2 separate regions of the Homo sapiens genome follow, and region 2 is linked to region 1. The links are chromatin loops, found by intact Hi-C in ENCODE. Cell type or tissue: PC-3. All regions are shown on one strand. Each heading gives the region's core, and the rest is flanking DNA. Links, peaks and the distances in the headings are about the cores only. Region 1 holds the start of GYPE (glycophorin E (MNS blood group)). Region 2 overlaps FREM3 (FRAS1 related extracellular matrix 3).

Region 1 (14,417 bases), core at 6,418-14,417:
ATATTCCACATTTAGTCACCATATTTACCCCTTCCACTATTCTCTTCTCTTTTTATTTGTTGACTCTTACTTATCCTTCAAAATTCATATTACATTATCCAGAAACTCTTTGCTGGGGGCTCATCTCCAGCTGTTTACAGCCTGGTCTCAGACCCTATATTCCAGCTCTAACAGCTTTCACTTTGCACTTACCTCCACCATGGTATTTGTTACACTGAGAGGCAATTATTTGAGTAGGTGAAAAAATATTATATTTTAAAAACTATTTTATCGGGCTGTAGAATTTATCCGGAGTACAGAGACAACTGATTTTTCATTAAAAAAGACTTTTGTTATAAAACATAGTCAATAAAGAGATGTATTACCCTGCTTAATAAAGTAGGAGAGTACCTTTCTGAATCAGAAATTTGGGTTTAAAAAGAAAAACTAAGGAATATTCTGCTTTTCCTCAACAACTGAGGAAGAATACAGGAAAAGCCAGGAGGATGGAGTCCTGAGGAAGTAAGAAAAAAAGGAGAAGGAATTCAATTCTGAGGAATGAATCATAGCAATACAGTGACATGCCAGGACCAAGAAGAGAGCTGACCGAGAGGGGATTCCCTATGAAGATGGCTTGCAGGCTTCAGACACAGTGTTGTTTTCTCCTCTCTGCTGGAATTCCTCTCTGTTGTCTCTAAACCCTTAGTAAAATTATTTCATATATGATAGTCTTGTGTTAGCTGTCCCTGGGAAGGAATGAGAAGAGGCTCTGTCCATGAATCCCATGTAGGGCAAAGTGGTGGGCAGTGCACACCCTGGGCCAGGGTTCTGATAAAAGAGGTGATTGAGGAGAGGTCTGGAAACAGCTTTTGGAAGAAGATAATGTGGCTCCCCCAGTATGTTAGTCCATTTTACATTACTATAAAGGAATACCTGAGGCTGGGTAATTTATAAAGAAAAGAGGTTTAGTTTGACTTATGTTTCTACAGGCTGTACAGGGAACATGGTGCTGACATCTGCTTCTGGTGAGAGCCTCACAAAGCTTCCCAATCATGGTAGAAGGCAAAGGGAGAGCTGGTGTATCACATAGCAAGAGGGAGCAAGTGGCTGGGGAGGAGGCATCACATTCTTTTAAACACATGGGGAAAGGATTCCCTATTTAATAAATGGTGCTGGGAAAACTGGCTAGCCATATGTAGAAAGCTGAAACTGGATCCCTTCCTTACACCTTATACAAAAATTAATTCAAGATGGATTAAAGACTTAAATGTTAGACCTGAAACCATAAAAAGCCTGGAAGAAAACCTAGGCAATAGCATTCAGGACATAGGCATGGGCAAGGACTTCATGTCTAAAACACCAAAAGCAACGGCAACAAAAGCCAAAATTGACAAATGGGATCTAATTAAACTAAAGAGCTTCGGCACAGCAAAAGACACTACCATCAGAGTGAACAGGCAACCTACAAAATGGGAGAACGTTTTTGCAACCTACTCATCTGACAAAGGGCTAATATCCAGAATCTACAATGAACTCAAACAAATTTACAAGAAAAAAACAAACAACCCCATCAAAAAGTGGGCAAAGGATATGAACAGACACTTCTCAAAAGAAGACATTTATGCAGCCAAAAAACACATGAAAAAATGCTCATCATCACTGACCATCAGAGAAATGCAAATCAAAACCACAGTGAGATACCATCTCACACCAGTTAGAATGGCGATCATTAAAAAGTCAGGAAACAACAGGTGCTGGAGAGGATGTGGAGAAATAGGAACATTTTTTACACTGTTGGTGGGACTGTAAACTAGTTCAACCATTGTGGAAGTCAGTGTGGCGATTCCTCAGGGATCTACGACTAGAAATACCATTTGACCCAGCCATCCCATTACTGGGTATATACCCAAAGGATTATAAATCATGCTGCTATAAAGACACATGCACACGTATGTTTATAGCGGCACTATTCACAATAGCAAAGACTTGGAACCAACCTAAATGTCCAACAATGATGGACTAGATTAAGAAAATATGGCACATATACGCCATGGAATACTATGCAGCCATAAAAAATGATGAGTTCATGTCCTTTGTAGAGACATGGATGAAACTGGAAACCATCATTCTCAGCAAACTATCACAAGGACAAAAAACCAAACACCACATGTTCTCACTCATAGGTGGGAATTGAACAATGAGAACACATGGACACAGGAAGGGGAACATCACACACCGGGGACTATTGTGGTGTGGGGGGAGCGGGGAGGGATAGCATTAGGAGATATACCTCATGCTAAACGATGAGTAAATGGGTGCAGTACATCAACATGGCACATGTATACATATGCAACAAACCTGCACATTGTGCACATGTACCCTAAAACTTAAAGTATAATAATAATAAAATTAAAAAAAAAAAAAGAAAAGCTACTCCTGCTTGCTTCTGGTTGCATTTGCATGGAATGTCTTATTCTACCCCTTTACCTTAAGTTTATGTGAGTCCTTATGTGTCAGGTGAGTCTTATGGAGGGAGCAGATAGTTGGTTTATGAATTCTTATCCATTCTTTAATTCTGTATCTTTTCAGTGGAGCATTTAGGCCATTTATATTCAATGTTAGTATCGAGATGTGAGGTACCATTCCATTCATTGTGCTATTTCTTGCCTGTATACCTTGTTCTGTTGTTGTTGTTGTTTGTTTGTTATTGTTGTTGTTGTATAGGTCCTGTAATATTTACGCTTTAAAGAGGCTCTGTTTTAATGTTGTTCCAGAATTTGTTTCAACATTTATAGCTCCTTTTAGCAGCTCCTGTAGTGCTGGCTTGGTAGTGCCAAATTCTCTCAGCATTTGTTTGTCTGAAAAAGACTGTATCTTTCCTCCATTTATGAAGCTTAGTTTCAGTGGATACAAATACTTGGCTGATAATTATTTTGTTTAATGAGGCTGAAGATAGGGCCGAAATCCCTTCTAGTCTATAGAGTTTCTGCTGAGAAATCTGCTGTTAATCTGATAGGTTTTCCTTTATAGGTTACCTGGTCCTTTTACCTCACAGCTCTTAAGATTCTTTTCCTCATCTTAACTTTAGATAACCTGATGACAATGTGCCTGGGCAATGATTTTTTGCAATGTATTTCCCAGGTGTTCTTTGCACTTGTATTTGGATGTCTAGGTCTCTAGCAAGGCCAGGAAGTTTTCCTTGATTATTCCCCAAAATATGTTTTCCAAACTTAGATTTCTCTTCTTCCTCAAGAAGGCTGATAATTCTTAGTTTGGTTGTTTAACATAATCCCAGATTTCTTGCAGGCTTTCCTTGTATTTTCTTATTCTTTTTTCTTTGTCTTTGTTGGTTTGGGTTAATTTGAAAACCTCGTCTTCGAGCTCTGAAGTTCTTTCTTTTGCTTGTTGGAATCTATTGCTGAGACTTTCCAGAGCATTTTGCATTTCTATAAGCGCATCCATTTTTTTCCTGAAGTTTTGATTGTTTGTTATTTATGCTATCTATTTAATTGAAACTTTCTCCCCTCATTTCTTGTATCATTTTTTTTCACTTCCTTAAATTGGGCTTTGCCTTTTCTGGTACCTCCTTGATTAGCTTAATAACTAACCTTCTGAATTCTTTTCCACGTAAATCAGGGATTTCTTCTTCATTTGGATCCATTGCTGGTGAGCTAGTGAGATTTTGGGGGGGTGTTAAAAAACCTTGTTTTGTCATATTACCACAGTTGGCTTTCTGGTTCCTTCTCCTTTGGGTAGGCTCTGTCAGAGGGAAAGTCTAGGGCTCAAGGCTGTTCTTCAGATTCTTTTGTCCCACAGGGTGTTCCCTTGATGTAGTACTCTCCCACTTTTCCCAGGGATGTGGCTTCCTGAGAGCAGAGCTGTAGTGATTTTTATCCCTGATTTTTATCCCATGCAGGTTGTCAGGGAAGTTGAAGTCACAGGCCTCACCCAGCTCCCACATAACCCAAAGGGCTGGTCTCACTCCCACCATAGCCCCTGCAACAGCACCGAGTCTGTTTCCAGGCAGTGGGTGAGCAGGGCTGAGAATTTGCCCCAGGCTACCAGCCTCCCAGCTGCAAAAGCAAGTAGGGCTTTGGTACTTCCCCACCTGTAGAGTCTGCACACTGGATTCATGCCCTCCCCCAAGTTCTGGCTAGGAGACTTCTCAATCTGTTCAAATTGTTTTAAAGTTCAGCTGGAAGTTTCCTTCTCTTTGTGACCATTTCCCAGTGCCTCTGGTAGCCCTCCTCAAGGACCCCCGTGAGGCAAGGCAGAAATGGATGGCTAGGGAACCCAGTGAGCCCACAGGGCCTTACGCCCTGCTTTCTCTAGCAGTGTATGTCACTTGGCTCTCTAAATTGACTCAGCTCCAAGTAAGGTCAAAATCTTCTCCTGTGATCTAGACCTTTAGGTTCCCCAGTGAGGATGTGTGTTCAGGAGCTGACTATTCCCCTTTCCCACTTCCACAGTTTGCAGTTTGGGCTCCCACAGCATTTGGGGTGTCTCCTGAGACCTGCAGGAGCAATCCGCTTCTTTCTGAGGGTCTGTGGGTTCTCTCAGTGTTCCTGATTTATTCCTGCAGTCAAAGTTCATGATACAAGCCTCCACACGCTGCTTTGTCTGTCCAAGTGGGAGCTGCAATCCAGTCCTGCCTCCCATCCACCATGATCTCTGGAATACATCTGAAATGTTCTATGTCTTGATTTGAGTGACAGTTTCACACATATACTCATGTATGTGTGTGTATATGTGTGTATATATATATATGAGTTACACACTTACAGTTTGTGAGTGTTACATTTTAATAAAAATAAATCTTAGAAATGACTACATATTTGTTCCTTTTCTTTTATCAATATACTTCCTCTAGTATTCATATAGAGAACCAGGGCTAAATTCATCTTTACAAAGGTAAATCGCAGAATGAATTGATATCCTAGACATTGAAAAGAACAAATGTGAGATTAAAATTTCAAACAGTTTTGAAAACTACTACATTGTGTATTCTTGCACTATCTCTGCCTTTCTTGATATCAGACCATTGCTCATGCTGTTTTCTCTGCTTAAAATGTTCTTACTTCTCCCGTGACTTGTCTACTCATCCTTTAGGTCTCATTGCTTGCTCTGGAAAACCTTTCCAGAACCTCAACCCTGAGTTAGGTACCCCTCTTATGTACCCTTATAACACCCTTTGCTTACTACTATCATCCACTTGACACTCCATAATGCAATTGCCTTCTTAATTTATTTGTTTCCAAATTAAGCTGTCAGTTCCTGAAGGGAAACTTGAGTTACTGAAGGTTGTGTCTTCCACACTTGGCACAGTGCCCGGTAGGTGCTCACAAATCATTGGTTGAATTATTATTTGGATGTAGAACAAGCTGGACCTATCAATTCTCAGCAGAAAGATTATGTATGATACCTGATTCCAGCAGTATAGCACGATGGACTTAGAGGCAACTGGGAACAGTTTTCCACTGTCTACATCACCATTGTAGTGATGAGAGTTTCTCACTTCTGGGGTTTCTTCAACGCACATCACATCTCATTATAATTTTAAAGAAAGGAAACTGAAAACTGGGTTAAAGAAATCTCATCACTAGAAGGTGTTGAAGAAGACTCCTAAATAAATTAGATTTCCAAACCCAAATGCCAAAAGCTTAGAAAGAGTATAAATGAATGCGATGGATTGTGTTTTTGCTCCCAATTATTAGGGCCCTTCCTGTAAGTGTTTTATATATCCTCACCATTGACCTATGACTTGCAGGACTTCCATTTGGAAGAATTATATTTACTTGTCCCATTGAGGTCAGCTTGGCCACTGATTTACTTTGGCTAATAGAATGTGAGAAAAAAACCATAACACAGTCTGAGAGGAAGCATTAAAAGCCATTCCTTATCTGGCCTTTTTCCCCCAGTTTGCAACAAGAACAGCATATTCCAAATGGGGGTGGCTCCTTCAGTCTGGATCCTGGAACTTGTCACCGTCATAGACCAAATGTAATGTGAGCAGGAAATGAACCAGTGTTGCTGCAAGACACTGAGATTTTGAGGCCTTACCACAGTAGAACCTAATCTAAGAAATGGAAGCAAGCATCAAGTGGAGCACTTACCAGACTCAAGAAAGCCTATTTGTCCCAAGAGACAGCCAGTCCTTAGCTCTCATGAATTGTCACAATGTAGAACTGCACGCTAACTCTTGCCAGATCTTCCTGTAAGAGGAGCCAAATTTTAAATTAAATCAATTCCTGATTTTTAATTAAAATATACCTTCTTTTTAAATGTTGGCGCTAAATCCATACGTTTAAAAAACACTTAGGGCAAATCAAATCAAGTAATAACTCATAATCTCTTTTCCATTCCATAGTTTGCTCATACATAAAATAAGAATGCGCTGGCCCGGCGTCGCTGGGCTTTCCTCAAGGGGTCCCCGAGCAGCGTCGCAGAGCGGGCCGACTTCCGGGAAGGAAGTGACCAGCGACTGAGCGGCGGCCGGCGCGTTTAGCGCCCTGAACATGCGGCAGTCCCTGCGGGCGACCCCAGGCTCCGGACAGGCAGCGGCGGAGGCGGCGGCTCCGGAGGGAAGGAGGCGGCGGCGCCGGCGGAGGTGGCGGCGGAGGTGGCGGCGGAGACGGCCGGCGCCCGGCGCGGAGCCCTAGCGAGGCAGTTCAGCGCGGCCTCGGGCCTGGTCGAGAAGGATGCTGTCCCGACAGAAAACCAAAAACGAAGTGTCCAAGCCGGCCGAGGTGCAGGGGAAGTACGTGAAGAAGGAGACGTCGCCTCTGCTTCGGAATCTTATGCCTTCATTCATCCAGCATGGTCCAAAAATTCCAGGACGAACTGATATCTGTCTTCCAGATTCAAGCCCTAATGCCTTTTCAACTTCTGGAGATGGAGTAGTTTCAAGAAACCAGAGTTTCCTTAGAACTCCAATTCAAAGAACACCTCATAAAATAATGAGAAGAGAAAGCAACAGATTATCTGCACCTTCTTATCTTGCCAGAAGTCTAGCAGATGTCCCTAGAGAGTATGGTTCTTCTCAGTCATTTGTAACGGAAGTTAGTTTTGCTGTTGAAAATGGAGACTCTGGTTCCCGATATTATTATTCAGACAATTTTGTTGATGGTCAGAGAAAGCGGCCACTTGGAGATCGTGCACATGAAGACTACAGATATTATGAATACAACCATGATCTCTTCCAAAGAATGCCACAGAATCAGGGGAGGCATGCTTCAGGTAGCTTAACATTATAAATAATATAGTAGTTTATATTTATTGACATGTCAATTAAAAAGATGTTCTTTTCTAGATTTTCTTGGGACACGGACAAATACTACTAGCGAAATATTTTTCCACTTTGCTCGTCCTGCTTAAGCCTGTGTGCAAATAGTTGTTAATCTACACTGAATGGAAGAGTCCTTGTGACCATTTATTTTATTAACTCATGTTATATAAACTTGGTACTTATCTCAAGGCTGTCTAGTCTCTTAATGCTGTGACCCTTGAAAACCTAGAGAATTTAATGTCTCCAGTTGGGCTGAATTTAGGTTTAGGTTTGGTAGAATAATGGGAAGGGTAAATCTTCAGAGACACTTGACTGAGTCCTCAGAGACACTTGACGAACTTGGGAAAGGAAAGAAGAATAGGAACAACTGGGCATGGTCAGTGATACCCTGAGCAATCACATTACTTCGCTAGATCCTGCACTTTTTCTCTGAACAAAAAGTAGTTCAAGAATTATTTCCTGAGTTGATCAAAAAGACTTATAGTCATATGGTTAATTATGTGTTGAGCATGTCTTTTTATTATTTTTGTAACAGACAAAAAATATTACCATATAATTTAAGAAAAGAAGGTACTTTCCATATCTCCTGAGTTGGAGATACTTCTGAAAGGAGCAGAAGAGATGGGAGAAATGTACAGTTCTACTTTATTCCTGAAGTCCTGGTTTTACCAGATAAAATTAAGTGAGAGGAAAATTAAACTTTCTTGTCCGATTGTTTTTTTCTACCAAGTTATAGACTTTAAATTTTGGCAGGATAAAAATAAAATGTGAGACAGATTTACTTTTTGGCTCACATAACTTCAAATAAGACGACTTAAAAATGGTTTGGAGCATTAGTATTTTGACTGTAGAAAAAAATTATTCATTTAGTATTAACTGTTTATGTGTCTAGCGTTTTCCTTGGGTCTGTTGGTCTCTGCTTTCTGGTACCTTATTTGTCTAGTATCTTATTTGTGGAAACAAAACCAATCTATACACAATAGTCACAGAACAATTGTTACACTTTGTGATACTAACTGTAAGTGCAACAGGGAATCAGAAGAGAGATGAGTATAGGCTGGAATACTTAAAGAGATGATTGGAGGACTTGGAGTGGGCCTTGAGCTTGGCCTTTAGATTAACAGGGGCCAGAAGAAGGACATTTTACATGGAAAATTGGGAATAGCACAATGAAAACAGAGTAGGCATGGTTTAAATATAAGGAACAGTGTAGTTCTGCCTGGTTTGAAGAAATAAGATGTAAGGTCGAGTGGAGATTTGTGGTTCAACAATAGGCTTAGATTTGAGTCAAGTGGAAGCTCTTGCACATTTCAGAAAGACAAGTGATTTTATGAAAGCAGTGTTTAAAGATTAGTTTTGTACTAGAATTAAGGGTAGATTCCTAGAGAAAAGAGGATTGCAGGTACCAGTGGGTACCAGTGGTAATAGGAAAAGGCAAATCTAGGATGCTTTGGAAGGAAAAATGAGAATTAGAGTTTAGGAGAAAGCAGATCACTGAAGTTTTAAAAATAATGTGGAATAGTTGGTAAGAACAACTTATTTTATGAAAGCTGACATCGGAGTCTCACTGGAACATTGTAGAGGAGAGGTTTTCTAGGCATGTGGAAATGCAGTAAGAGGCATGGGTAAAAGCACCTTTTAGTTTTTAAGGAATTAGGTTAAAGAATTAGCTGCATGCTTGTGTTTATTTTGGTTATTTCTGATATACAGTTCTGAACCTCAGGAGTAATTTGTTATCTAACTAAAATAGTAAGTTTTAAAAATAAAGCTCATTTATATTTTCTTCTAGAATAATAACTGCTTATTACGGGAAATTTGCAAAATGCAGTAACGTAAAGGCAAAGTACCTGTCCACCAGAGATCCTCTTAGTATGTTATTTTCTTCATCTTTTTCCATGCCAAATTCTTTTTTTACATGGATGTGATTATATAATATTTTGTACAGTTTTCTGTTCTTTTTACTTGAATGATTTTCTTCATGTTGTATACTTTTTATGAGTGGTTTTAATGACTGCATAATCTTCCATTTGGTGCATATTCAGTGGTTAATGAGGACTTGACCTATACTTCAGAAATTTGGAAAGAGGAGAAGTGGGACATGCCCAAATTAATGGGACTTGGCCACTAACGGGGTTTGAAGGACAAAGGAGAGGGAAGAGTCAGATAGGATTAGCATAGCACATGACTGCCTAAGAGATGCTCACAAAAATAAATGGCTGAATGAGTGAATGAACCCAGCGGTTTTAAATCTGGAGGCTTAAGACAGTTTTTGGTAGCTGAGGGAGAACAGAAATAGCTATGTTTACTGTTAATATAGAATATGTGTTATTCTTTGCACTCACCTTTCCCACCTATATTGCAGACGCCACTGATAGCTTGTAATACTTTTCTACCTGAGGTTTAAGTATGTAAACATGAAGAATTAATAACAAGTTAAACTCTTGTTTTGAAAATCTAATTTGCCAAATATAATTGAGGAAATACTATAAGAACTAAATCTCTACTGATCCTCTCTTAGGAGCAATTTGACATAATATTTGTAAGTTTAAAGACAGACTTTAAAACAACTTTCCGGTCACAACTTCAAAATAAAGTACAAGTTAATTGCAAAAAAATAAATAAATAAAAATAAAATAAAATAAAATAAGAATGCTAATATCTGTTCTGCCTCTCTAACAGGGTTATTTTGAGTGTTAGATTTATCTTACTTGTAGTTGTTTTTTTATTTTAAAAAAATTTTGAAATGATAAACTAACAAAGGTCAGGGAAAGTTCTTAGACTACTCTGGCAAGGCAGGCTGGACAATTCTAAGGCGATGAGGTACCAAGGAGGCTAGTAGTATAAACCACAGTGCCTCAACTTTCCTGCCCCTCCCCTGTTCTCCACTCCTCCATGCAAAACATGAAAAGCACACTTCTCCACTGGCAGATCAGACTAGCATGCAACCATCTTCAGGAATAATCTAAGCCTGAAATAGTTGAGAGGTAAGTAATTGACAAAAATGAATGGTTCTCTGTCATGAAACAAGCAAGGTATAAGTTTGTGTTGATCGATCCAAGTTGCCTTTCCTAGATTATAACATTGAACTTCATCCTTCTTAACTACGTCATAGAAATGACTCGGGCAATTCAAAAAATAGCTTAAAGACATGTAGTATCAAGAAAATTGGATAAGTTTTTTATGTTTGATTAAATGCCTCAAAAGTACTTGTTTTATTTTATGCAAAGATTCAAAATTCTTAAAAGATGTGGATTTGTCTAATAATTTGCATGATATAGCTCATAGGTAGAATTTTATGATAATTATGAATGTGTACTTCAGTAAAAATATTTCTGAAAAATTTAAAGAAGATTAAGGAATGCCTGAAAGAGAAAAATGTAATCTGATGTATTTTTTTTGTTGTTGCATTTACGGGGCTCACATTTTTTCCTTCCATTGTGCAGATACGCCACTAGAGAGCACTGTACGGCACTGCTTCCTCACACCCTGTGTGAGGTGCTGAATCTGACCTCTGATTTCCTCATTGAGAACCCTCCAGGTTTTGACTTACTTTAATAGGGCCAGGTACTCTATAGGGCATTGTGCCAGATGCTGGAAACAGAACAACAGAGACAGGACCCACAAATACAAAGGAACAGATTGTTCACAACAACCTGAGACAGGTGTTAATAAACAGGCCTGTGTCAGCACTACAGGAGTTTAGAGAATTGCTAACGATGTGATTCTGCAGGAAAGGAAAGTGGGAGGTCATGGAAAAGAAAGCACTCTCAGACTCTGACCAGTCCAGGCTGAAGAAGGTATGAAAGCTGAATTTTAGGCTGAGTTTCCTTTTCATTTTCCCCTTCCTGCCTTAGCAATGGACCTCCATACTGGAGGGAACCTGAAGCTAGGATATGACATAGGTTACCCGCAGGATATATAAAAAATGATCAGCCTATACACCCAGGACTGCCCGTGAGAAGTTGCTTTCCTCTGCACTGCAATATTCATTTGTCATTTATTGATTTGAGAAATATTTATTGTCAAGTGTGCCCCAAGCACTCATTGGTAAATAAGATAGCCATAGTCAGGGTGTGTCCACTTAAAAACTGTAGTCCAGTGGAGACACAATGATTGCAACGTAGTGTAATAAGTCCTGTGATAAGGGAAGAAGATGGAACCACACAAGTATAGAGCAGGGGCACCTGACAAAGACAGGAAGTCAGGGAAGGCTTCGTGGAGGAAGTACTATTCAATGAAGACCCTAAGCAGAATTGGAGGCCACCTAAAAAGGAGTAGGTGTATTCCAGGTGAAGATAGCACAACCCAGGAAAAAAAGAATCCAATAGGATTTTATTTGTGTATATACAATTTTCAGATCTTGCTGTTTTCCACTTATCCATTTTATCCTGAGTCTCCATATCTTTATTTTTGAAAACATGATTTTAATAGTTGCTCTAATAGTCCATCGTAAGAATAGTGACATTTATTTACCCATTTTCAGAAATAGCATTTTTAAGACTCATGCTAATCGCTCTCCCTTTGTCAATATAAAATCATGTGAATTAATTCTTACTGCTTATATGAATATCAACAACATTTCCTTTACTTGGTTGACTCTTGAGCACAATTCCTGCAACCCAAACTGATATCCAGCCATAACAAACACTGAATTTATGGAAGGTATTAAATTATTATGTATTGTTTAATTTTAAGTTTTTAATAAAATTTGCTGCAGTTGTTTTACATGAATTGGCAGGGCCTTAAGAGGCACTCTGGATTCTTTTCCTGCTGCTCAGATTACCCCGTCTGTGTCATTCATTCTTCCGTCTCTCCCAAGTCTGCATCTCCACTCCCTCCATCCATTAGTCCCTCAATCTCAGGCTCCTCCCTCTCTGGGATGCTCTGCTGATACTTATCTCCATCTTTTATCCAGTAAATACTTTTTTTTCTCTGTGGTCCAGTTTCCTGAATCTGCAAACATTAGCTTCATAAATGATTTTTTTAAACCACACTTTGGGTAAATATGTAAGTATGATATATGTGGCAAATTGCTTACATAGCAAATTGATTTTCTGGGTCAGGCAGGAAAGACTTTCACAAAAATCTTACAGGAAGTAAGATGATTTAGATGGAGTATCCAGTCACCTTCTGTTGAACCATTTCAGACCTAATTTATATTTTTTGTTCTGTCTCCCTTTAAAATTGAGCTTCCTCACATTTCCATACCTTTCATTTTAACCTACTTTAATGATAAGGTTTTTGGTTTGTTGGGTTTTGTTTCTGACTGTTTTCATTTATTGTCTTGGTATTCATTTATGCTTACTTAGCAAGGTATATTTCAGACAGAAACAGCTCACTGGTTTCATAGCTGCACAGCACTAGCTCTTCAGTTCAAACTCTATTTTCACTGAAAGATTTGTTGCATCTCATGTCTCTTACATTGCTGTGTGACTCACCATGAGTTTGGGAGTCTTTCAGAACCTCAGAACACTCAAATGATTTAAATTTCTCAAATATGTTCATTTCACATATAGGAAGTCACTTTCATCTGGACCACCGGGTCTTGACATTAGAAATGAGAAGGTCTATGGCTCCACAACAGCTACCTCAGCCTGGCACGTGCCCTGGCCTCAGAGATTCACAGTCCAGTTCTTTGTCCAGTTGGGTGGCTCCTGTCTACCACCTTACCATGCCCACTTAACTGATGCAAAGTTAATATCACAAGTAGCCACCTGTTCCTTGCAGTGAAAATTGTACTTACCACTTTCATAGCCCCAAGATATCCATGTATCTTTATTAACAGGCGCTTAACAACTTGCATCATTTAAAATGCCTCCCCTGCCTATCAGCTGATGATGGCCACAGGAAGGTGGGCCTGGAAGATAACAGCTAGCAGGCTAAGGCCAGACACTGACACTTGCAGTTGTCTTTGGTAGTTTTTTTGCACTAACTTCAGGAGCCAGCTCGTGATCTCAGGATGTATGGAAAAATAATCTTTGTATTACTATTGTCAGGTAAGTGATTTTATTTCATCTTGGTTCTGTTATATTGGGTATGAGATCATAGAATAAAATGTAAACTACCCTATTTTAGTTCTATCTTATTTAAATGCATAAATGAGTAGTATTTCCTCTTCCAGTCTGGTGGATGGATTTTACTGGAACTCAGCTACCAATGTGGGGGAAATGGCACAAGGGAGCCCAGTATTTATGGCCGAATCCAGTTTTCTAGTATGAGAAGCTTACTTCAATTCTAAGTCTAGCTAGAATTAAACTAATTTTATCAAATGCTATGAGAAATAGCTCTCTGTGAATAAATGTATTGCTTTGTTTGAGTTATAAGGAGATTCATTTCCAAACTAAAGAGTTATTAACAAAGGTGTTATATGGCTTTTAGTTTTAAAAAGGTATAATTTCCTATTTCTGCCAAATGGTGAGAAGCCAAAAGCATGAACACTGAAACCGTGGGGAGTTGTTCGCTTCTCTGTGGGTCCATTACTAAAGTGTCACATAGGAAGAAACAAAAACAAAAACAACTCTTACTGGCTTAGATGTCATGTGAATTTTAGGAGAAATTTAAATCCATTAAAATAAATATCATAGGGTCATTATTAAATTGTATTCAATAATTTGAATTTAACTTAGTTTAAATTTAATTATTAATTTAGTGTATTAAATAAACATGATTTTGGCCTCTTTCTGAGAATATTATAGTTAAACATCCTCTCAAGTGCAGTGCTTATGTGTTAGCAATACTAGTGCCCAGCACACAGGGGGCAGGCAGTTGCTTGAAACATTCTGAGTCTATTAGACATTGCTGTAATCCAAGTGAGAGCAAGTATCAAGGATCTACTGAGCATACAGTAGCATACAGGGAAGAGAGGATCTACTGAGCATACTCTGTAGCATACAGGGAAGAGAGATCAGCATTTTCTAAGATACCCTAGGGGAGGATAAAATAGTGCAATAGTTAAGAGCACAGGCATGAGGAACACACAGAACTGGGTTCAAATCTAGTTTTACTTCTCAAGGCTGGGGAACATTAAGGCAAATTATGTGCCCACATTTTTATGTGTCCTTGTCTTTAAAATGCAGGCAATGTTGGCACTTGCCTTATAATAATTGCGTAAAGATTAAACAAAATGTTTAATGGAATACACTTACTGATGCCT
Region 2 (15,893 bases), core at 4,091-12,090, 320 kb after region 1:
TTGCCAAATCTGATATTACAGAACCAATACTGACCAATGGGCATTGTCTTTCTTTTCTCAGAATTCAAAACCTGTTTAAATAAGCAGCTCTAGAATTGTTCTAAAGATTAAGCCTACCCGTCTGTTTCTAGAATCTGTTTTCTATCCTGAGACAACTGGAAAAATATTTTCCTATCTTCCATTTTTTGGCATCCATTCTGTTCTGTATGGTTTCTCAGTTTACCAACAGTGTTTCTGTTACCTCACCTGCAAAACCTGGCATTAAGCGTCTCCGAATATGAACACTGAACTCATTTTAAATGATAATTTTATCTCTTTGAGAGCTTAATTTCTGACCTTGTCATATTTATTTTTCCTATTTTCATTTAAAGAACATTCTCTCTTAAAGGAGATTAAAACACATCTATGGCTGTGGAATCCATTTAACATAAATGTGATGTGGCCAAAGCATCATATTCTTCTAATTGCCCATCCTTTAGAATCACTGCTAGCATCTCAGTTTCTCAGACAGAGCTAAGGTAAAGAGTACTTGGAAACTCTTCTGTGCTACATGGAGGAGCTGTTTTCTCTGTTCTGACAGATCTCCTGATGCTCAATACCTAGAGCATCTAGAAAGAATTTCATGACATTTTTTCCAAGTGACACTACCCTCCTCTCATGTCTTATATCTTAGTGTATTCAGAGGCTTGAGTTCTGACATTTTTTTCTCTAAACAACAGTACAACTGATCCAAATGTTTTTTACCTTTCTCACTTCTTGCCCTTCCCCAATGCCACACAATATAATTCCTCTGCTAAAAATGTAGGTAACTTTGTTCAAAGTTTTTTTCAACAAACTTTGTAATAAGTTCAAAATACATCAGAAGAGAGTTAAAAATGTCCATTTGACAAATTCTTGAGACTTTGTCAATATGCCAGCCACTGCATCACTAAAAATACAAGGGCATATAGAATATGGTGCCTGACCTTGAGAACAGTTCATAAGACTCTGATAAAAACACAGGACAGAGGGTGGAGCCAAGATGGCCAAATAGGAACAGCTCCAGTCTACAGCTCCCAGCGTGAGCGACACAGAAGACGGGTGATTTCTGCATTTCCAACTGAGGTACCAGGTTCATCTTACTGGGGAGTGTCGGACAGTGGGTGCAGGGCAGTGGGTGCAGTGCACCGTGTGTGAGATGGAGCAGGACCAGGCATCGCCTCACCCGGGAAGCACAAGAGATCAGGGAATTCCCTTTCCTAGTCAAAGAAAGGGGTGACAGACGGCACCTGGAAACTCGTGTCACTCCCACCCTACTACTGCACTTTTCCAACGGGCTTCTCAAACGGCACACCAGGAGATTATATCCTGCACATGGCTCAGAGGGTCCTACGCCCACAGAGCCTCGCTCATTGCTAGCACAGCAGTCTGACATCAAACTGCAAGGTGGCAGCGAGGCTGGAGGAGGGGCACCCGCCATTGCCGAGGCTTGAGCCAAAGCGGCTGGAAAGCTCAAACTGGGTAGAGCCCACCACAGCTCAAGGAGGCCTGCCTGCCTCTGTAGACTCCACCTCTGGAGGCAGGGCACAGACAAACAAAAGACAGCAATAACCTCTGCAGACTTAAATGTCCCTATCTGACAGCTTTGAAGAGAGTAGTGGTTCTCCCAGCATGCAGCTTGAGATCTGAGAACGGGCAGACTGCCTCCTCAAGTGGGTCCCTGACCCCCGAGTAGCCTAACTGGGAGGCACCTCCCAGTAGGGGTGGACTGACACCTCACACAGCCGGGTACTCCTCTGAGACAAAACTTCCAGAGGAACGATCAGGCAGCAGCATTTGCAGTTCACCAATATCCGCTGTTCTTCAGCCACCGCTGCTGATACCCAGGCAAACAGGGTCTGGAGTGGACCTCCAGTAAACTCCAACAGACCTGCAGCTGAGGGTCCTGACTGTTAGAAGGAAAACTAACAAACAGAAAGGACATCCACACCAAAAACCCATCTGTACGTCACCATCATCAAAGACCAAAGGTAGATAAAACCACAAAGATGGGGAAAAAACAGAGCAGAAAAACCAGAAACTCTAAAAATCAGAGCACCTCTCCTCCTCCAAAGGAACGCAGCTCCTCACCAGCAACGGAACAAAGCTGGACAGAGAATGACTTTGACGAGTTGAGAGAGGAAGGCTTCAATAGATCAAACTACTCCAAGCTAAAGGAGGAAGTTCGAACCAATGGCAAAGAAGTTAAAAACTTTGAAAAAAATTAGATAAATGGATAACTAGAATAACCAATGCAGAGAAGTCCTTAAAGGACCTGATGGAGCTGAAAACCACAGCACGAGAATGTGATGAATGCACAAGCCTCAGTAACCGATGCGATCAACTGGAAGAAAGGGTAACAGCGATGGAAGATGAAATGAATGAAATGAAGCATAAAGAGAAGTTTAGAGAAAAAAGAATAAAAAGAAACGAGCAAAGCCTCCAAGAAATATGGGACTATGTGAAAAGACCAAATCTACGTCTGACTGGTGTACCTGAAAGTGACGGGGAGAATGGAACCAAGTTGGAAAACACTCTGCAGGATATTATCCAGGAGAACTTCCCCAATCTAGCAAGGCAGGCCAACATTCAAATTCAGGAAATACAGAGAATGCCACAAATACTCCTTGAGAAGAGCAACTCCAAGATACATAATTGTCAGATTCACCAAAGTTGAAATGAAGGAAAAAATGTTAAGGGCAGCCAGAGAGAAAGGTCGGGTTACCCACAAAGGGAAGCCCATCAGACTAACTGCTGATCTCTCAGCAGAAACTCTACAAGCCAGAAGAGAGAGGGGGCCAATATTCAACAATCTTAAAGAAAAGAATTTTCAACCCAGAATTTCATATCCAGCCAAACTAAGCTTCACAAGCAAAGGAGAAATAAAATACTTCACAGACAAGCAAATGCTGAGAGATTTTGTCACCACGAGGCCTGTCCTAAAAGAGCTCCTGACGGAAGCACTAAACATGGAAAGGAACAACCAGTACCAGCCACTGCAAAAACATGCCAAATTGTAAAGACCATCAAGGCTAGGAAGAAACTGCATCAACTAATGGGCAGAATAACCAGCCAACATCATAATGACAGGATCAAATTCACACATAACAATACTAACCTTAAATGTAAATGGGCTAAATGCTCCAATTAAAAGACACAGACTGGCAAATTAGATAAAGCGTCAAGACCCACCAGTGTGCTGTATTCAGGAAACCCATCTCACGTGCAGAGACACACATAGGCTCAAAATAAAGGGATGGAGGAAGATCTACCAAGCAAATGGAAAACAAAAAAAGGCAGGGGTTGCAATCCTAGTCTCTGATAAAACAGATGTTAAACCAACAAAGATCAAAAGAGACAAAGAAGGCCATTACATAATGGTAAAGGGATCAATTCAACAAGAACAACTAACTATCCTAAATATATATGTACCCAGTACAGGAGCATCCAGATTCATAAAGCAAGTCCTTAGTGACCTACAAAGAGACTTAGACTCCCACACAATAATAATGGGAGACTTTAACACCCGACTGTCAACATTAGACAGATCAGTGAGACAGAAAGTTAACAAAGATATCCAGGAATTGAACTCAGCTCTGCACCAAGTGGACCTCATAGACATCTACAGAACTCTCCACCCCAAATCAACAGAATATACATTCTTTTCAGCACCACACCACACCTATTCCAAAACTGACCACATAGTTGGAAGTAAAGCTCTCCTCAGAAAATGTAAAAGAACAGAAATTATAACAAACTGTCTCTCAGACCACAGTGCAATCAAACTACTACTCAGGATTAAGAAACTCACTCAAAACCGCTCAACTACATGGAAACTGAACAACCTGCTCCTGAATGACTACTGGGTACATAACGAAATGAAGGCAGAAATGAAGATGTTCTTTGAAACCAATGAGAACAAAGACACAACATAGCAGAATCTCTGGGACACATTCAAAGCAGTGTGTAGAGGGAAATTTATAGCACTAAATGCCCACAAGAGAAAGCAGGAAAGATCTAAAATTCACACCCTAACATCACAATTAAAAGAACTAGAGAAGCAAGAGCAAACACATTCAAAAGCTAGCAGAAGGCAAGAAATAACTAAGATAAGAGCAGAACTGAAGGAGATAGAGACACAAAAAACCCTTCAAAAAAATCAATGAATCCAGGAGCTGGTTTTTTGAAAAGATCAACAAAACTGATAGACTGCTAGCAAGACCAATAAAGAAGAAAAGAGAGAAGAATCAAATAGACGCAATAAAAAATGACAAAGGGGATATCACCACTGATCCCACAGAAATAAAAGCTACCATCAGAGAATACTATAAACACCTCTATGCAAATAAACTAGAAAATCTAGAAGAAATGGATAAATTCCTCGACATATACACTCTCCCAAGACTAAACCAGGAAGAAGTTGAATCTCTGAATAGACCAATAACAGAATCTGAAATTGAGGCAATAATTAATAGCTTACCAACCAAAAAAAGACCAGGACCAGATGGATTCACAGCCGAATTCTACCAGAGGTACAAGGAGGAGCTGGTACCATTTCTTCTGAAACTATTCCAATCAATAGAAAAAGAGGGAATCCTCCCTAACTCATTTTATGAGGCCAGCATCATCCTGATACCAAAGCCTGGCAGAGACACAGCAAAAAAAGAGAATTTTAGACCAATATCCTTGATGAACATTGATGCAAAAATCCTCAATAAAATACTGGCAAATTGAATCCAGCAACACATCAAAAAGCTTATCCACCATGATCAAGTAGGCTTCATCCCTGGGATGCAAGGCTGGTTCAACATACAAAAATCAATAAACGTAATCCAGCATATAAACAGAACCAAAGACAAAAAACACGTGATTATCTCAATAGATGCAGAAAAGGCCTTTGACAAAATTCAACAATGCTTCATGCTAAAAACTCTCAATAAATTAGGTATTGATGGGACGTATCACAAAATAATAAGAGCTATCTATGACAAACCCACAGCCAATATCATACTGAATGGGCAAAAACTGGAAACATTCCCTTTGAAAACTGGCACAAGACAGGGATGCCCTCTCTCATCACTCCTATTCAACATAGTGTTGGAAGTTCTGGCCAGGGCAGTCAGGCAGGAGAAGGAAATAAAGGGTATTCAATTAGGAAAAGAGGAAGTCAAATTGTCCCTGTTTGCAGATGACATGATTGTATATCTAGAAAACCCCATCGTCTCAGCCCAAAATCTCCTTAAGCTGATAAGCAACTTCAGCAAAGTCTCAGGATACAAAATCAATGTGCAAAAATCACAAGCATTCTTATACACCAATAACAGACAGAGAGCCAAATCATGAGTGAACTCCCGTTCACAATTGCTTCAAAGACAATAAAATACCTAGGAATCCAACTTACAAGGGAGGTGAAGGACCTCTTCAAGGAGAACTACAAACCACTGCTCAAGGAAATAAAAGAGGATACAAAGAAATGGAAGAACATTCCATGCTCATGGGTAGGAAGAATCAATATTGTGAAAATGGCCATACTGCCCAAGGTAATTTACAGATTCAATGCCATCCCCATCAAGACACCAATGACTTTCTTCACAGAATTCGAAAAAACTACTTTAAAGTTCATATGGAACCAAAAAAGAGCCCACATCGCCAAGTCAATCCTAAGCCAAAAGAACAAAGCTGCAGGCATCACGCTACCTGACTTCAAACTATAATACAAGGCTACAGTAACCAAAACAGCATGGTAGTGGTACCAAAACAGAGATATAGACCAATGGAACAGAAGAGAGCCCTCAGAAATAATGCCACATATCTACAACTATCTGATCTTTGCCAAACCTGAGAAAAACAAGCAATGGGGAAAGGATTCCCTATTTAATAAATGGTGCTGGGAAAACTGGCTAGCCACATGTAGAAAGCTGAAACTGGATCCCTTCCTTACACCTTATACAAAAATTAATTCAAGATGGATTAAAGACTTACATGTTAGACCTGAAACCATAAAAACCCTAGAAAAAAACCTAGGCAATACCATTCAGGACATAGGCATGGGCAAGGACTTCATGTCTAAAACACCAAAAGCAATGGCAACAAAAGCCAAAATTGACAAATGGGATCTAATTAAACTAAAGAACTTCTGCACAGCAAAAGAAACCACCATCAGAGTGAACAGGCAACCTACAGAATGGGCGAAAATTTTTGCAACCTACTCATCTGACAAAGGGCTAATATCCAGAATCTACAGTGAACTCAAACAAATTTACAAGAAAAAAACAACCCCATCCACAAGTGGGCCAAGGACATGAACAGACACTTCTCAAAAGAAGACATTTATGCAGCCAAAAAACACATGAAAAAATGCTCATCATCACTGGCCATCAGAGAAATGCAAATCAAAACCACAATGAGATACCATCTCACACCAGTTAGAATGGTGATCATTAAAAAGTCAGGAAACGACAGGTGCTGGAGAGGATGTGGAGAAATAGGAACACTTTTACCCTGTTGGTGGGACTGTAAACTAGTTCAACCATTGTGGAAGTCAGTGTGGCGATTCCTCAGGGATCTAGAACTAGAAATACCATTTGACCCAGCCATCCCATTACTGGGTATATACCCAAAGGAATATAAATCATGCTGCTATAAAGACACATGCACACGTATGTTTATTGTGGCACTATTCACAATAGCAAAGACTTGGAACCAACCCAAATGTCCAACAATGATAGACTGGATTAAGAAAATGTGGCACATATACACCATGGAGTACTATGCAGCCATAAAAAATGATGAGTTCATGTCCATTGTAGGGACATCGATGAAGCTGGAAACCATCATTCTCAGCAAACTATCGCGAGGAGAAAAAACCAAACACTGCATGTTCTCACTCATAGGTGGGAATTGAACAATGAGAACACATGGACACAGGAAGGAGAACATCACACACTGGGGCCTGTTGTGGGGTGGGGGGATGGGGGAGGGATAGCATTAGGAGATATACCTAATGCTAAATGATGAGTTAATGGGTACAGCGTACCAACATGGCACATGTATACATATGTAACAAACCTGTACATTGTGCACATGTACCCTAAAACTTAAAGTATAATAATAATAAAAAAAACACAGGATAGCATGTTAGAATGGTAAATTTAACATTTTTGCATTTTAAAGAGGTGCTAAATCAAGAGAGGGGGCTCGAAGGAGACCATTTGGGCAGTATGATGTGTGCCACCTGCAATGTGGAGAACACAATGAACTGGGATCTGGCTCTGCCTGGAAAATCTGAATGTGGGAGATAAACTGGTTGGCTGCTTTGGTGGATGAACAAAAGAGAGGGACTGCATTGGGGTTAAGTGGTATTCCTGGAGTTTATCAAGGCAGAGGATGCAGGAAGGTTGCCATGGACCACATGTGAGCCATGCATACAAGAGTGAGCCAGAATGAACTTGTCCAAAGGTGCCATCTAGAGGGCTGAACAGAGGTACTTCCAAATGCTAAATAGGTTGAGGAATGATTAAGTGATCAGCCAGAATATATCTGTTTCATCCTCATCAAGAGAACTGCAGATAAGAGATACCCAACTGTGGGAGTGAGAGATCCCAAAGAACCTGCAGAAGTGCCCATGATAAACAGGATCAGCTTTTCTTCCATCTTCCAAAACCAAAGAGTACTGACATCCATGAAAGTGTTCAAGAAAGAACTTTCCTGCTACTCCTGCCTATCCTCCTTCTTTCCTGTCCCAACCGTGGAGGCATCAGAAACACCCATTAGCAATAATGAGGAGAAAGTTCTTGGTAAGAGAAGAAAGAATGGGATATGTGCATTACCCTGACCTGATCACTGTGCCATAAATATATCAAAACACCACTATGTACCCCATAAATACATACAATTACTACATGTTCATTAAAAAGAAAAGAAAGAATGACCCTACCACCCTTTTCTGAGTGCAGGCCACCTGCCTGCTGTATGCCTGAGGTGAGCAAATTGCAAGTGTATTCCATCACTACAGTTATAGAACTATTTGAAATGTTAGGGAAGCACAGAGTGAAGAATGATTATTTATTGAGGAAATAAATATGGCTTCCCAGAGAAGGCAACTCTTTATCAATAAAGTCTTAAAAAAATGAGTAGGCATTTGCCATATTGGCACATTCCAGCTCAGAGAACATCATCAACAAAGATGGAGGCTCACAAATGCATGCTGTGTTCAGTGTATTGGGAGCTGTTTGGCATAACCAGGACAGGAGAGGTCTTGCAGTTTTACTACTACTACTCCCTCAGCAGTTAAAAGATCTACTAAAATACATCTTGAAACAAATAATATTTACTAAATCTGATTCCTAGCCTCCAAAAATTTGAATTTAAATTCAGATACACTCCTGGTGCATTGCAATATATTTGCAAAGGTGTCATCTCCATAACTAATTTTCCGTTCAACAACCTCAAGGGGTTGTTCCTCCATGGTGAATCTGCTTCCTAATATTTACATTTTTTGCCTCCAGATGTCACAGCCAACAAAAGTATTCATCTCAAAATCTTTTTCATGACAGTACATATAGTAGGTATTGTTACAGCTAAGCCTTGTATATGCTTTAAATAATCACCTAAGTTCATAGCTACCTTTTAGAACAAGAGCGAACGGGGTATGGATAAGTGTATTTGCTTGGCCAAAGCAACATTCGCATTGTCAACCTCTTTCTCCTTTTAGAAGATGTACAATTCCCTTCTACCCACCGCTGAAGCCTGGTGTCTGTGCTGGTTGTTCTCCTTCAGCCTTCTTTTTCTATGGAGTCACTTCTTGGTCTCCTGGGGAAGCGCTTCTGGCATCTCAGCTAACAGGATCTCTCCTCCCCCTCATTCACTGCCCCAGGATTTCCATCTGTCCCTGTAATCAGCAAATGCCCTAAGAAAAGGCATAGCCATAGTGATCAAACTCAGAATTCTGGCTCAACTGTCCCTCCACAGGAAGAGCAATTTTCTCCCTGCCAAAAAAAGCCTCTCTAACTTCTCCACCATCTTTTCCCAAACAATAGTGGACTTGCCTGAGTTACAGCTGATTGGCCAATTTTCCCTAATAGGAAAATCTCTTCTATGTAATGGAAAGTTCTTAAAACAAAAAAATGAATAGCATCTCAACTGACTTCATCTCATGGCATTTCCTGGAGTCAAAGTCATGGTATGTGACTCTGATGTGGCTTTTTGTGTGTTTTTGTTTTTGTTCTCCCTGAGCTATATAAAAAAACAAGACCTATGGGATCTGTCATGTCTGACAATTATGACAAATGCCCAGGCTCACACAGGGCCAAAGGAGACAGTATACCAGGCAGGCTGAAGCATTCTTAGTGTATCTTTTTTTGCCTCTTTAGAACCTGTCCTGCACTTTGGGGATGCTGAATATCACGTCAATGAAAGTGCTCGCTACGTGGAGGTTTGTGTTTGGAGAAGAGGCACTGATCTTTCCCAACCATCATCCATCGCCGTGCGCTCCAGAAAGTCAGAGCAGGAGTCAGCAGAAGGTGAGAGGGCCACTTAAAGAATATATCATTATCATGATACATGTTTATGGTGGAGTCTAGTCTGTTAAGTGTAAGCATGCTTAGTCTTTGTTGATGGACTCTGAATGAAAGTTTCTCTGGCTTCAGCACGTAGATGGTTTGTATACATAATGACTTCTGCTGGTTACAAAATAAGTACATTATTCAAACAGCAGCCTTTATGATTCATTTATTACCCACTGGCTTGTCATGGGCTCACATTAATTTTTCCAAAGTTCAGAATATTTATAGATACCTAAAGCTGCTCATAAACAATATTTCAGATGAAATTACCCCCATAATGGCCAAGCAAGTCCCAACTCGTGGAAGAATCTCGTCACATATTAGACCTTTGAAGTGTAGGAGGTTTTCACTTCAGACTCAGGCATTTGCCTTAGCTTCAAACAGCATGTCTTCATGCCCTGCTCACCTTTGCATTTCCTGACATGGATGATCAAGGCCTAGCTGACAGCATGGCACAATTCTAGATATCATTTCCTCTAGAGTACCTGTCAGGTGCTTTATCAGAAAAAGAACAGGACCCAATAGGAAAAGAAAAGGACATTTCCATGTACATTGATGCCCACATTTTCTCATTTGCAGTTGTGACCTTTTGGTGTGGTGTTAGGTTGTTAATTTTATATCTTTCTAACTTTTTGATGTGAGCATTTAGCACTATAAACTTTCCTCTTAATACTGCTTTAGCTGTGTCCCAGAAGTTCTGGTATGTTGTATCTTTGTTCTCATTAGTTTCAAAAAAATTTCTTGGTTTCTGCCTTAATTACATTGTTTACCCAGAAGTCATTCAGGAGCAGGCTGTTTAATTTCCATGTAATTGTATGGTTTTGAGTGATCTTCATGGTATTGGTTTCTATTTTTATTGTTATATAATCTGAGAGTGTGGATGGTATACTTCTGAATTTTTTGAATTTGCTAATAATTTTTATGGCCAACGGTGTAGTCGATTTTAGAGTACGTGTATGTGCAGAAGAGAAGAATGTATATTCTGTTGGTTTTGGGTGGAGAGTGTTATAAATGTCTATTAGGTCCATTTGGTTAAGTGTCAAATTTGGGTCCCAAATATCTTCATTACTTTTCTGCCTTGATGGTCTGTCTAATACTGTCAATAGGGTGTTGAAGTCTCCCATTATTATTGTATGGTTATCTAAGTCTCTTCATAGGTCTTTAAGGACTTGTTTTATGAATGAGGATACTCCTCTGTTGGGCACATAAATATTCAGGATAGTTAAGTCTTCTTGTTGAATTAAACCCTTTACGATTATATAATGCCTGTCTTTGTCTTTTTTATCATTGCTGGCTTAAAGTCTGTTTTGTCTGAAATTAGAATAGCAACCCCTGCTTTTTTTGTTTTCCATTTGTTTGGTAGATTTTTTTTTTTTTTTTTTTTTTGAGACGGAGTCTCGCTCTGTCGCCCAGGCCGGACTGCGGACCGCAGTGGCGCAATCTCGGCTTACTGCAAGCTCCGCTTCCCGGGTTCACGCCATTCTCCTGCCTCAGCCTCCCGAGTAGCTGGGACCACAGGCGCCCGCCACCGCGCCCGGCTAATTTTTTGTATTTTTAGTAGAGACAGGGTTTCACCTTGTTAGCCAGGATGGTCTCGATCTCCTGACCTCATGATCCACCCGCCTCGGCCTCCCAAAGTGCTGGGATTACAGGCGTGAGCCACCGCGCCCAGCCTGTTTGGTAGATTTTTCTCCATCCCTTTACTTTGAACCTATGACTGTCATTGCATGTGAGATGGGTCTTTTGAAGACAGCATGTGGTTGGATCTTTCTTCTTTATCTAACTTGCAACTCTGTGGCCTTTTAATTGGGTCATTTAGCCTGTTTTCATTCAAGGTTAATATTTGATATGTGAGGATTTAATGCTGTCATCTTGTTGTTAGCGGTTTATTATGCAGACTCAATTGTGTAGTTGCTTTATAGTGTCAATGGTCTATGTACTTAAGTGTGTTTTTGTGGTGGCCATAATGGTCTTTCATTTCCATATTTAGTGCTCCTTTAAAAACCTCTTGTAAGGCAGGTCTGGTGGTAATGAATGCCCTTAACATTTGCTTGTCTGATGAAGATCTTATTTCTCCTTTTTTGATGAAGCTTAGTTTGGCTGGATATAAAATTCTTGGTTGAGATTCTTTTTTTTTTTTAATAATGCTTAATAAAGGCCCCTAATCTCTTCTGGCCTGTAGAGTTTCTGCTGAAAGATATGCTGTTAGCCTGATGAGGTTCTCTTTGCTGCCTTTCTCTTCTCTTTAGCTGCCTTTAATATTTTTTTCTTTCATGTCAACCTTGGAGAGTCTGATGACTATGTGTCTTAGGGATAGTTGTCTTATACAGTATCTTAAAGGGTTCTCTGCATTTCCTGAATTTGAATTTTGGCCTCTCTAGTGAAGTTGGGGAAATATGCATGGACAGTATCTTCAAATATATTTTCCAAGTTGTTTGGTTTCTCTCCCTGTCTTTCAGGGATGCCAATGAGTCGTAGATTTGGTCTCTTTACAGAATCCCGTATTTCTAAGAAGTTTTGCACATTCTTTTTTATTCTTTTCTCTTTATTTTTGATTCTGTTCATTCAGAGAACCTTTTTGCTATGAGATTCTTTCCTCAGCTTGGCCAATTCTGTTGTTAATACTTGCAATTGGCCCGGCACAGTGGCTCTCATCTGTAATCCTAGCACTTTTGGAGGCCTAGGCAGGTGGATTGCTTGAGTCCAATGTGGGCAACATGGCAAAACCCCATCTCTTCAAAAAATACAAAAAAATTAGCCCGGCATGGTGGTGTGCACCTGTAGTCCAAGCTAGTTGTAAGACTGAGGTGGGAAGAGCACCTGAGCCCAGGAGGTTGAGGCTGTGATGAGCCATACATTCCAGCCTGGGTGACAGAGTTCAAACCCATCTCAAAAAAAAAAAAGTAAATTAATTAATTTAAAAATAATAAATATTTTCAATCGTATTATGAAATTCTTGTAGTGTTTTCAGCTCTATCAGATCTGTTGGTTCTTTCTTCATTTCATCTTTCAGTTATTATATCATTTTATTATTATCCCTAGATTCCTTGGATTGGTTTTGACTTTCACCTGATTCTCGATGATCTTTATTCCTATCCATATTCTGAATTCTATGTCTGTTATTTCAGTCATTTCAGCCTGGTTAAGAACCATTGCTGGGGAACTAGTGCAGTCATTTGGAGGAAGGAAGACACTATAGCTTTTTGAATTGCCAGAGTTCTTACGCTAGTTCTTTCTCATCTGTATGGGCTGATATTCCTTTAACTGTGGTGTAATTTTAATATAGTCAATTGACTTTGTTTCTGGACGTTTTCAGAGGGCCAAGGCTTTGTTCAGGGTCTTCATATGTAGCTGAATTCTTGTCCTTGGTTTCACAGGGTGTTATATGCAAAGTATTTTTGGTTTTGAAGTTTGGGCTGTGATCTAGTAGATGGCGTGTAAGTGTAACGGCTGGTAGGCAGGCTCTTACTCAGCCACATGGCTCCTCTGTGCATTTGCAGCCATGTTCCCTCTCAGCACTCTAACAGTGTGGGTTCCTCTCTTACCTGAGTGCTGGCTGCAGATCTTGGCTTTGCACTCCTAAGCTATACACCGCAGCCTTGAGGCAAGCTCAGGCTTTACACTCCCTCTCCAGCTTGGGGGTGACGAGGACAGAGACCTTAGCAGTGGTAATGGCAAAGGGCTTTTGACTTGTCTCTTGGAGCTCCACCCCAGAGAAACACAGAGCCACTACAAATCAGAGTGGCTGCATTGTGAGCCCAAGCTTGGGGCACTGGGGAGGGCCTGCCTGGTGATGGGCAGGGAGTGCAGGAAGCTCACAGGGAGGACAGACTGGCCTCTTCTCCTTAGGGCAGCTAAGAGCTGGAGGTGTGAGTAAAGCACTCAGAATCTTTGTTCCTTTTCTTCTCTGGGGGCAGCAAGGGCAGTACCACTACAGTGGCAGTAACAAAGGAACTTTCAGTTGCCTCTGGGAGCTCCACCCCAGAGAAATGCAGAGCCACTGCCAATGGAAATGTTCAGCCAGGAGGTGGTGCAGCTGTGCTGTGGTCTTGAGCCAGGAGCCCTGTCTGGTGAAGAGCAGGGGGTTGGGGTCTCACAGGGAAGAGAGACTTGGCTCCTGTCCATATGGCAACTGGCACGGTAGAGGTGTGAGTAAAGCCCTCAGACTCTTTGTTCCTTCCCCAGTCTGAGGGCAGCACTGGCAGAACCACTGCAGTGGCAGTGGCAGAGGGGCTGTCAGTTGCCTCTGGGAGCTCCAGCCCAGGAAGACACAGAGCCACTACCAGTGGGAATGCTCAGCCAGGGGCAGGGCAACTGCTTTGCAGTCCTGAGCTGGGGGCCCTGCCTGGTGAACAGTAGAGGCTCCCAGGAAACAGAAACTGAGCTCCTCTTCGTATGGTGTTTGTGCCATGCCGGAGGTGTCAGTGACTTGACCAGCCCTTTGTTCCTTCCCCAGTCTGAGGGCAGTAAGGGCAGTACCACTGCAGCTGCAATGGCAGAGAGGTTTTGCATTGTCTCTGGGATTTCCTCCCCAGAGAAATGCAGAGCCGCCAATGACTAAAGGGTTCAGATGGGGACAAGATGGCTGTGCTGGGTTCCCAGATCAAGAGGCCCTACCCAGTGAGGATAACAGTGGCAGGGACTCGCATGGAGAACAGTCTGGGCAGTTTTCTATAATCCTGCTGCACTGGGCTGGAGGCCTGAGTTAGTCCTGAATCTCTTTGCTCCCTCCCAAGCCTGAGCGCAGCAGGAGCTGGGGTTGTGGAGCAGCAAAAATGGTGGCACTGCTACTTCTGGGAGCTCTGTCCCAAGGAAGTGCGGAGCTGCTACCAGCCAAGAGCCTAGGTGGGGCTGGGGTGGCTGGTGTCCCAGGTCGGGAGGCCCTGCCCAGTAAGAGGTAGCAGAAGCAGGACTCATGGGGAAAACAGTCTATTTCTCCATAAGGCAGCTGTGCTGTGCTGGGGGTTACATTAGTTCTCAATCTTTGTGCTCTCTCCAGAGCCTGAAGACTGCAGGGGCAAGAGCTGCAGACCAGCAAAACTGACAGGCCTGCCTGCTACCACTGGGATCTCCATCCCAGAGAAGTGCAGGGCTGCTACCAGCCTGCAAGCTCAGGTGGCCATGCTGGGGTCCCAGGCCAGTGGGCTTTGTTTAGTGAGTTCAGTGGAGGCAAGTTGTGCAGTCCATCTGCTCTTCAGCTCTGTGAATTCACAGAGCCCCTATCCTGGGGGCATGTGAGGCAGCAGGAGCTCCAGAGGCTGGTACCAGTGTTCCCAGGGGTCCAAAGCCCCTGGGACTCCATGCATGCCTGAGCCTTAGCTCTGCCCAGTCTCCACACAGTTCCCTGTGTCTGTCTGGAGGCACCAGTGGTAGGGGTGGTCATGGGGGATTTCCAGAGCCCAGGGTTGCAAAGGTTCATGGAAGAACTGTGGGTCCCAGGAGGGTCGCACTCACCATTTACCCACGGTGGGGATCCTCCCCTGGCTTTGCCCCAGTCCTAGGTGGGCAGCCGTCCTGTCTCACTCTTCTATGTTCTCTGTGGGTCATGTTGCTTCCTTGATGAATCTCAACCTGTCCACCTAGAAAATCCAGCTGAAGAGCTTGTGTGTTTATTCACCACTCTCTGTCCTCTCCATGAGAGCAGCACACACTAACAGCTTCTAGTTAGCCATCTTGGCACTCTCCTCCCCTTTTTTTCATTCTTTTTTAAGTTTTCAGACAGGGTCATTTCTCACTGTGTATGTATCCATGAAACCAAGAGTGAATAAACCCATTTGGTTAGGTGGACTTCTTTGCCTGTGGTTTGAAAGAGAAATTTAGATTCCTTTAGATAAACCTCTTTGCATAAAAGTAATGACGCCTCTGCTAGCTGTCTGGTAGGGATGAACTAATAAAAGTAATGTTCATGCTTGGGATAGTGATTCATGGGTTTAACAAGTAGAGTTGTAGAAGTAAGGTTTATACTTGATAATCTATTGAACCTAGTAAATATTTGACATCCGCTAAGGTTAGTTAACTATATTAATCTTATGTATATATGTATAAGGTGTTACTTGTTACATTAATAATTATTATAACTTCTGTGTTCTTAATGCCTACTATTTGCCAGATACTGTGTTAGCATCCTTGCTCTACCATCCATAATCTTCACAATAAACCTTATAAGGTAGCTATCATTATCCCCATTTTGCAGTTGAAGAAAAGAAACTGAGACTCAAAGAAGTTAAAGAATTAGTACAAGTAAGCAATAAACCAAGATTTGAGTCAAAGTCCATGAGATACAAAACCTTATCCATTACTCTCCTGCCTTAG

The links. A loop is a pair of places that touch in the nucleus more often than their neighbours do. Peaks named below come from ENCODE experiments on the same cell type or tissue, not always from the same donor. Only the 100,000 strongest peaks of a DNase experiment are listed, where the experiment ranks them.
Region 2: a loop joins it to region 1, with 13 times the contacts of the local background. A loop is called at or near these places in 3 of 110 quality-filtered maps.

The regions. Positions count from the first base shown.
Region 1 is chr4:143,904,314-143,918,730 of GRCh38, reverse strand. GYPE (glycophorin E (MNS blood group)) reads left to right here and starts at 13,172. Exons shown (of 4, transcript NM_198682.3): 1 at 13,172-13,260. The coding sequence starts at 13,224. All of the region lies in intron 9 of LOC105377459 (a long non-coding RNA gene), which reads right to left. LOC101927636 (a long non-coding RNA gene) reads right to left here and starts at 6,400. Exons shown (of 7, transcript NR_125886.1): 1 at 6,282-6,400; 2 at 6,093-6,191. It also overlaps the pseudogene LOC100420464. In PC-3, for the core only: a CTCF peak has its summit at 10,709 (motif pointing right); no DNase peak of the experiment used is centred there; H3K27me3 peaks cover 421 bases.
Region 2 is chr4:143,579,490-143,595,382 of GRCh38, reverse strand. It overlaps FREM3 (FRAS1 related extracellular matrix 3), which reads left to right. Exons shown (of 8, transcript NM_001168235.2): 7 at 9,390-9,539. Among named protein-coding and RNA genes, the nearest start is that of SMARCA5-AS1, 73 kb to the right of the region's middle. In PC-3, for the core only: a CTCF peak has its summit at 7,505 (motif pointing left); no DNase peak of the experiment used is centred there.